Regions from separate parts of the Mus musculus genome. Here region 1 is linked to region 2. The links are chromatin contacts, found by POLR2A ChIA-PET in ENCODE. All regions are on one chromosome and are shown on one strand. Each heading gives the region's core, a stretch centred on a gene start or an enhancer-like site at or near the end of the contact. The rest is flanking DNA. Distances are from core to core; before and after follow the strand shown. Region 1 holds the start of Pip5k1a (phosphatidylinositol-4-phosphate 5-kinase, type 1 alpha). Region 2 holds the start of Gabpb2 (GA repeat binding protein, beta 2).

Evidence for each region. ChIA-PET counts read pairs that join two places held with the same protein, here RNA polymerase II (POLR2A).
Region 1: POLR2A ChIA-PET joins it to region 2 with 13 read pairs in Patski. The contact joins the promoter of Pip5k1a here to the promoter of Gabpb2 in region 2. POLR2A ChIA-PET finds 5 or more read pairs at or near these places in 4 of 5 experiments (Patski and embryonic stem cell).

What each region holds. Positions count from the first base shown.
Region 1 is chr3:95,105,287-95,108,776 of GRCm38, forward strand. It overlaps Pip5k1a (phosphatidylinositol-4-phosphate 5-kinase, type 1 alpha), which reads right to left and starts at 1,644. Exons shown (of 15, transcript NM_008847.3): 1 at 1,090-1,644. The coding sequence starts at 1,165.
Region 2 is chr3:95,216,665-95,219,826 of GRCm38, forward strand. Gabpb2 (GA repeat binding protein, beta 2) reads right to left here and starts at 1,278. Exons shown (of 10, transcript NM_029885.1): 1 at 925-1,278. Mllt11 (myeloid/lymphoid or mixed-lineage leukemia; translocated to, 11) reads right to left here. Exons shown (of 2, transcript NM_019914.4): 2 at 1,880-3,162. It overlaps Gm16740 (predicted gene, 16740), which reads left to right and starts at 793. Exons shown (of 4, transcript NR_108026.1): 1 at 793-1,394; 2 at 2,775-2,885.

The sequences.
Region 1 (3,490 bases), core at 394-2,893, 110 kb before region 2:
CCTACTAATCTCTAACTACTCTGACCTCTCCATATTGCCCAGTTCCTTACGATTTCTTCATACATCATCCTAGGCATTCCTCCAGTCCCTATCCTATTATGCAACATCCTCCCATAGCTCTCAAGTCGCACACACCCCTCCCCATCTTTATGAAGCCTAACCACAGGCCTAACCCCGACTCTTCTACAAGTCAAGGCTTCATTTCATTTACCCTCCTTCTTTTAGGGTGTTTTGACCTTGACCTCCCTCCTCATCCTTTAGATGTTTCCAATGTTTCCCTCTGTGCTGACTATAGTAAGCTCCCATGATCCCAGCACTAAGGCCAGTCAGGAAGGCATAAGAAGTGCCTGTATCAAAATACAAAACAACACAACTCCTCATTCCTTTCCACAGTTGTACAACCTAAAGATAGGAATCCCCTAAAGAGTTAATGTGAGAAAGTAAGCATGTGGCTGGCTGCTGCTGACAAGAGATGAGAGGAGGAATGACGCACTGGGAGGGGGGCGGGCGGGGGGTGGGGGAGGGAGTCTGAGCGGAAAGCCACTCCAGGAACTTACTCCCAATAAAATCCACAATTCCCATGACTCTCCATTACTTTTAAGTTCCATAATCCCCTCAACATTTTGATCTATTAATTTCACAATCACTTTGGTATCTACCTTACACCTTTATCTACCAATACTCCGTTTACGTTATTTTGTCTTATTAAGCCCAGATCCTGATGCATGCTAGACGAGATCTCCACTACTAAGCTGTATCCTCAGTCTCCACTGATTCGTTTCTCCACTCCTGTTGTCGTTTCTCTCTTAACCCCCAACCTTCAGTCTCCATCCTTCCTCCTCAAAGTTCTCAACGCAGTCGCCTCTGAGACACTGTGTGAGTTTTCGTCAGCTTCCCTTTTTCTCAGCGACATCCATCCTTTCCCCCAGACTCCTCTAGTAATAGAATTGTCTACTTCAAAGTCCGGTCCTGTCCTCCCTTAGGGGCAACCCCTCGGACATCCTCAACCACAGGTCCCCTCCCAGGACTCGGTCTTGTTCCCATCTCACAGTCCTCCTCAGTCGGCTGCCCGCGTCCCACCCGACTCACCTGCGGTACCAGCAGGGGCCCCGGCATCAAGGGATGAAAACCCGGCCGCCGCTGGCCCTGAGGAGGCGGACGCCATCTTGGCAGCCCCCTCCCCCTCAGCGGCTTCGCTCCCTTTCAATCCGGCTTTTCCTTTTCTCGGAATCGAATCTTCCCCACGTCTCTTCACAGAACCCGCGTTCGGCGGGCTTCTCACAGGCGTTGTTCAGGCTCCAGGACAAGCTCAGGACCGCACCACTTGCCCGGCATGGGGGAGAGCTGCAGTCTCGCACCTTCCTAGCAACTTGAACTGCTCTCCGCCAAAGCTACCTTCTCTTACCAGACAGGAACACTTGAGCCGGGCCCCGGGAGTCCCGCGTCTCGGATAGAACAAACCTAAAGGAAAACCTAGGCACCTGAGGTGCCCCCAAAAGCGAATGCCCCCCCTCCCTCACCTCCCCAGCCACTGCCTGTTTATCCCCAACTCCACCGCTCGGCTCAGGGTGGGCGGCCAAGGAAACCCCGGTATTGCGCATGCGCCACAGCTTCTCGGCGTTCGTCTATCTAGCCGGAGAAAAGAGAAGCCAATCAGAGGGGACTTCGGATCACGTGACAGATGATGCCACACCCCAAGGAATCCACCGACCGTAGACCGTGAGTCTACGGTGGCTCAGTAGGCCAATATAGGTTCGTATCTTTGATCGGGTTGCTAAGAACTCTTGTTAAGAATCAGCTGGACCGAGATGGACTGAGCTCCTCAAATGACAGTCCTGGAAAGAATTCGGAACGCAGCTCTGTGTCAAGTCCGAAATGTTAAGCTCTTGTGCACTACAAAACATCACAACCATCAAGAATTCTTCCAGCCTTTACTGTTTAAGGTGTCGGCTTGTGGGATCTTCCTTCTAAAGACATAAAAATAGATGTTTTGTTTACTTCAAACAGTGCTAGACACAGCGACAGAGTTCATTAAATGTAAATATTTGATAAATAAGGCAATGAGGATTTGTCAACAATATAAGAAGAAAAGTAAGAAAAATACATAAAAACAAAGTTTAAAAGACCTGATAAAAAAAAGACTACAGACTATCAAATAACCTCCCCCTATCCAAAGTCCTCCTTAGCATTCAGTTGCTAATTATCTATACTCCAAAGGGCATAGAAATACAGAGGGATTCTACTCTAGCCTAGTTGTCATATGAACTCTGCCCAGTTTTTTTTTTTTTTTTTTAAAGATTTATTTATTGATTATATGTAAGTACACTGTAGCTGTCTTCAGACACTCCAGAAGAGGGCATCAGATTTCATTAGGGATGGTTGTGAGCCACCATGTGGTTGCTGGGATTTGAACTCTGGATCTTCGGAAGAGCAGTCGGGTGCTCTTACCCACTGAGCCATCTCACCAGCCCTCTGCCCAGTTTTTACAAAGAACCCTAGCAGCTGTGAATATTATGGGAAGCCTAGGGAAGGCCTTTTTGAACAAGCGCTTCTGAAAAGCAAAGACTGTGTGCTAAAGTTCTATGTCCACCTCCTGTCACATTTTTGTACAAGGTAATCACTCAATAATTATTTGTGAAATGAATAAATAAAAGGCATGGGAAAAAACCTCCAGCTTATTGGTTCTAAAGTGGCCTGGACACCTATCCAGATGTTCCTCCAAAGGGAACCCAGGGCCAGAGTATCCATCAAATATCTCCCATTCCTTAACCTCAGATTTCTTCCTCTGCCTTCAAGACCTAAAATATTTGTTTCCTTACTGCCATCTGCTGGATTCTTTGTGCTCCCTTGGGTACTAAAGATTGACAAACTTCATTTGATAGAATTAGCATCACTAATTCAACAGCATTTTGACTCGGTAGCACTGAAGTATTGTATGTTGTACTGTACCTGAAACCTTCGCCCTGCTGTTACTGGTGTCAGACAGTGCTATTCACTCACAGGTGAAGTTGTGTCTCACAGATACTTAGTAAATACTGTTGAATAAATTGTCTATATTTCCAGAAAAGGCATTCAGTCACCTGGGAACTGTTAAGACCACTCATCAGATAAAGGCACCAAACTATGCCTAGGTCCATGAGATGGGATAAGAGAATTGATCCATTCAAGTTTTCCTCTGCCCTCCTCTTGCACAAGTTAACAAACACTTGAGTTAAGTGTAAACTCAGTTGATTCTATTTCCTAAGGTGCTCTAAAAATCAATTGAGGTAGAGATTAAAGCTATTTCAGACTCTGAAATTGTAAGTAGGCAAAAAGGACCTAAATGCATAAGGCAGTTAAAAACAGAATTATCTCCCTATAGTTTGTATTTCAGTTCTGAAAGAAAAATTAAAAAAAAAAAACATCTTAAGCTTCCTAGGGGCCTTTGTCTCTACATCGCCCAGGAAATGGCCACTGTCACAGCCCCACCTTGTGTTATCCGCTTATGTGT
Region 2 (3,162 bases), core at 28-2,527:
CTTAGTGTTCAGAACTTTCAATAAATATTTTAATAACCATGGAGTGCCTGAGCACTTGACAAAGCAGCCCATTACCAAAGAATAATAACTTTTGTTTATCATTTGGGTGTGGTGGTTTGTTCTTTGCAAAGCATGTACAAAAAACATGGCTCACCTCAGTAATTCCAACACTCCAGGGGCTAAGGTTAGAGAATCGCTGTGAGGCAGCCAATCCAAACTACATAGTAAGACCCAAATATTGGATTGGAAACTAGAGAAAATCCTTTATAGGAAGAGGGAGACAGCAGAATTCCTGGAGGAAATCTGTGACAAGAGGTGCACGCTAAGAAAGAAAGCAATTGAAGAATTCTCGGTCTGTACTTTTTTTTCTTTTTCTCCCCCCCCTCACCCCCCACACATTCCCACTGGGAGGCCAGCTGTACAAGCATCTGTGTTGAGAACTGGATATAAGTCCATGACTGCTCTTGTTCACATTATGAACTTACTAAAGTTTCACGTTATTACTGGACCTTGAAAAGTCCAGTTCCCACTTCCTCCCTAGTCACATATCCCTCAGTTTTTGACATCAGCACTCTGCCAAACTCAGGGGCGCCAACTTGCAAGTGGGAGCCCCAGTCTGTAGTGGCAGCCCGGACTCCTGCGCCACACCGCCCCCTCGTGGTCACCCCATGTGGCCTTGGCTTCCCGGAGTCCAGCTCCCCAGCCCCAGGTCTTCCACCCACCCCCTTCACCTCCCAGTCCCCTCCCCTTCCTCCCGACAGCATCCCCTTCCTCTTGGTCCCTCTCCCCCCCGCCGCCACCCCCGCTCCGGCAGTGTGCAGGCCGGCGCCCACAGGTCCTGGCCGGGCTGGGCCGGCCACTTATCACTGCCCCTTGCATCGCAGTTCGGAAGCTCCGGAACCCTGCGTGTCCTTTCCCCCTCACCTATTCCGGAGCGCTGCCGGCTTCGCTCTCACTGGGCCCGCCAGTTTGGTCCCGTTTCTTTCTCTAGTTAAGACTCCTTGCCAGCGGCCTCACTTTTCGGCCTTTTCACATATGCATATTTGGGGGGGCCCTTACCCCCCCTCACGGAGAAATGGAGGCAATAAAATGGCGGACCCGGAAGTGAAGGCGCTGTGACTATACGTCCTGGCGGAGGAATCTGAAGGAAATGGGTTAGCGGAGCCACTTTGCCCTTCTCTCAGGACCTCAACGCACCTCTGAGTCCGACTCCTTCCTACTGAGGACCTCGTGAGCTGGAAAAACGTATACCGCGGGCATCCTGAGCGGGACTACTTAGCGAGGCGCAGGATCACCGATTACGTGGCTTACGTGAGGGATAGTTCCGGCAGGGGACGGACGCAGATGGTAGTTTTGGCGCCAACCAGTGCAGCGCTCGGAGGAACTGGTTACTGGTGCGTGTTGGCGTCCGCACTCTACCTTCCTGCTGGTTCAACGCCGGGCTAACTTGAGGGTTGGGGGAGAATCTTGCTTCCGCTATTCGGGACCTTCTGGTTATGCACTCCTGTCTGACCGGACACTTTCCCAGTGTCCTGAATATAGGTCAGGAAAGAACCCCTGAACTTTTGGGGGGAAGACTAGAATAGGATGGGACATGAAATTGCATGTCTTTCATTTACCAGTCTATCTTGGTTTCTGTTCACCATTTTAACTGATATAAGGACCGAGAGAAAGCTCGGAGAAAACCTTTCAAAAATCAATAACAGGACGCTGGAGCAATGCCTTAGGAGACCCCAGTTCAATTCCCAGCACCCACATTGCAGCTTACAACTGCCTTTAACTCCAAGATCTGACACCCTCACACAAGCAAGCATACATTTAGGCAAAACACCAATGCACACTAAAAATTAAAATCAGTAATAATAACAAACACGCCTTTGATCACAGCAGGAGGCACAGGTCTCCTAATTTAATACCAAAGTGCTAGGCCCACCCTAGCAGAGTCCAGCAGAGTCAGGTGGATTTCTCTGAGTTCAAGGCCCGCCTCCGAAGAAAACCACACAAATTTAAAAGTTAATAATGGGCTGGGGGGCGTGGCTAATCTCTGAGCACTGGCTGCTTACAGGGGAACCCTAGCAGGGCCTTGTAGATGCTTGGCAAGCCCTTCTACCATTGAGCTATGTCCAAATCCTAAATTGTTCTTCAAAGTCAAATATTAGACAGACAGAAGGAAGCGCTGGAGAGATGACTCAGTGGTTAAGAGCACTGACTGCTCTTCCAGAGGTCCTGAGTTCAATCCCCACCAACCACATGTTGGCTCACTTGTAATGGGACCCAATGCCCTCTTCTGGTGTGTCTGAAGAGTGCAACAGTGTACTCATATATAGTATAGTAAATCTTTTTAAAATAAAAAGAAAAGCTTCACTTAAAAAAAAAAAGAAAGAAAAAAAGATAAAAGGGAAAGCTGGATTCGGAAGTGTGAGTAAAATCTGTAGTACTTCATTGGAATGGAAAAAACTAAGCCCCAGACTTAGGATTTAACGTCTTTATTCCATAAATGAATAAACAGCTCCGCAATTCATCTGCAATAGCTTTGGAAGGAATGGGGACGGGTAGGGTCTGAACATAACTGCTTACTTCACGGTCTTATGGCGGCCAAAGAACTGTGTCAGGAATCACTGATTCCTATCACATACTGCAACTACAGAAAGGCAAAGCTAAAATACTTAGGACCAAAACATCTGCCTGTTCCATGACAAAATCACAATTTTATATAAATTCCCCTAATAATACTCTGGTGTTTCTTTAGATCAGATACATCTTTTGTCTTTTAGGAATTATCCTCATAGTGAAGTTTCCCTGTGAAGACTCAAATCTGATTTTCTGAGCATTTCTACCCACAGCTGGAAGCAGAGCTGGATATTAAAGGAGCTACCTCTGAAACGGTGCGATGTTTTTCCTCATCCCACTCCTTTGTTTCCCACCTTTAACTGCCTGCGTGTTTCTGGGGAAGAGAATGCATTGTAAGCAGCAGCAGCATTTCTTATCTTAGCCTTTTAGAAATCCTGTTTTGTAGAAAGTGTCTCAAAACTTCCAGGTTCTCATTACTTCTTGAAGCAGTATTTGCTTACTGGCCTGGTAGAGGACATTAGGGAGGCTCAAGTAATCTTTGAAGTTGATTAAAATGTAACAAACAAACAAAATAATTGGTCTCCCATTTTG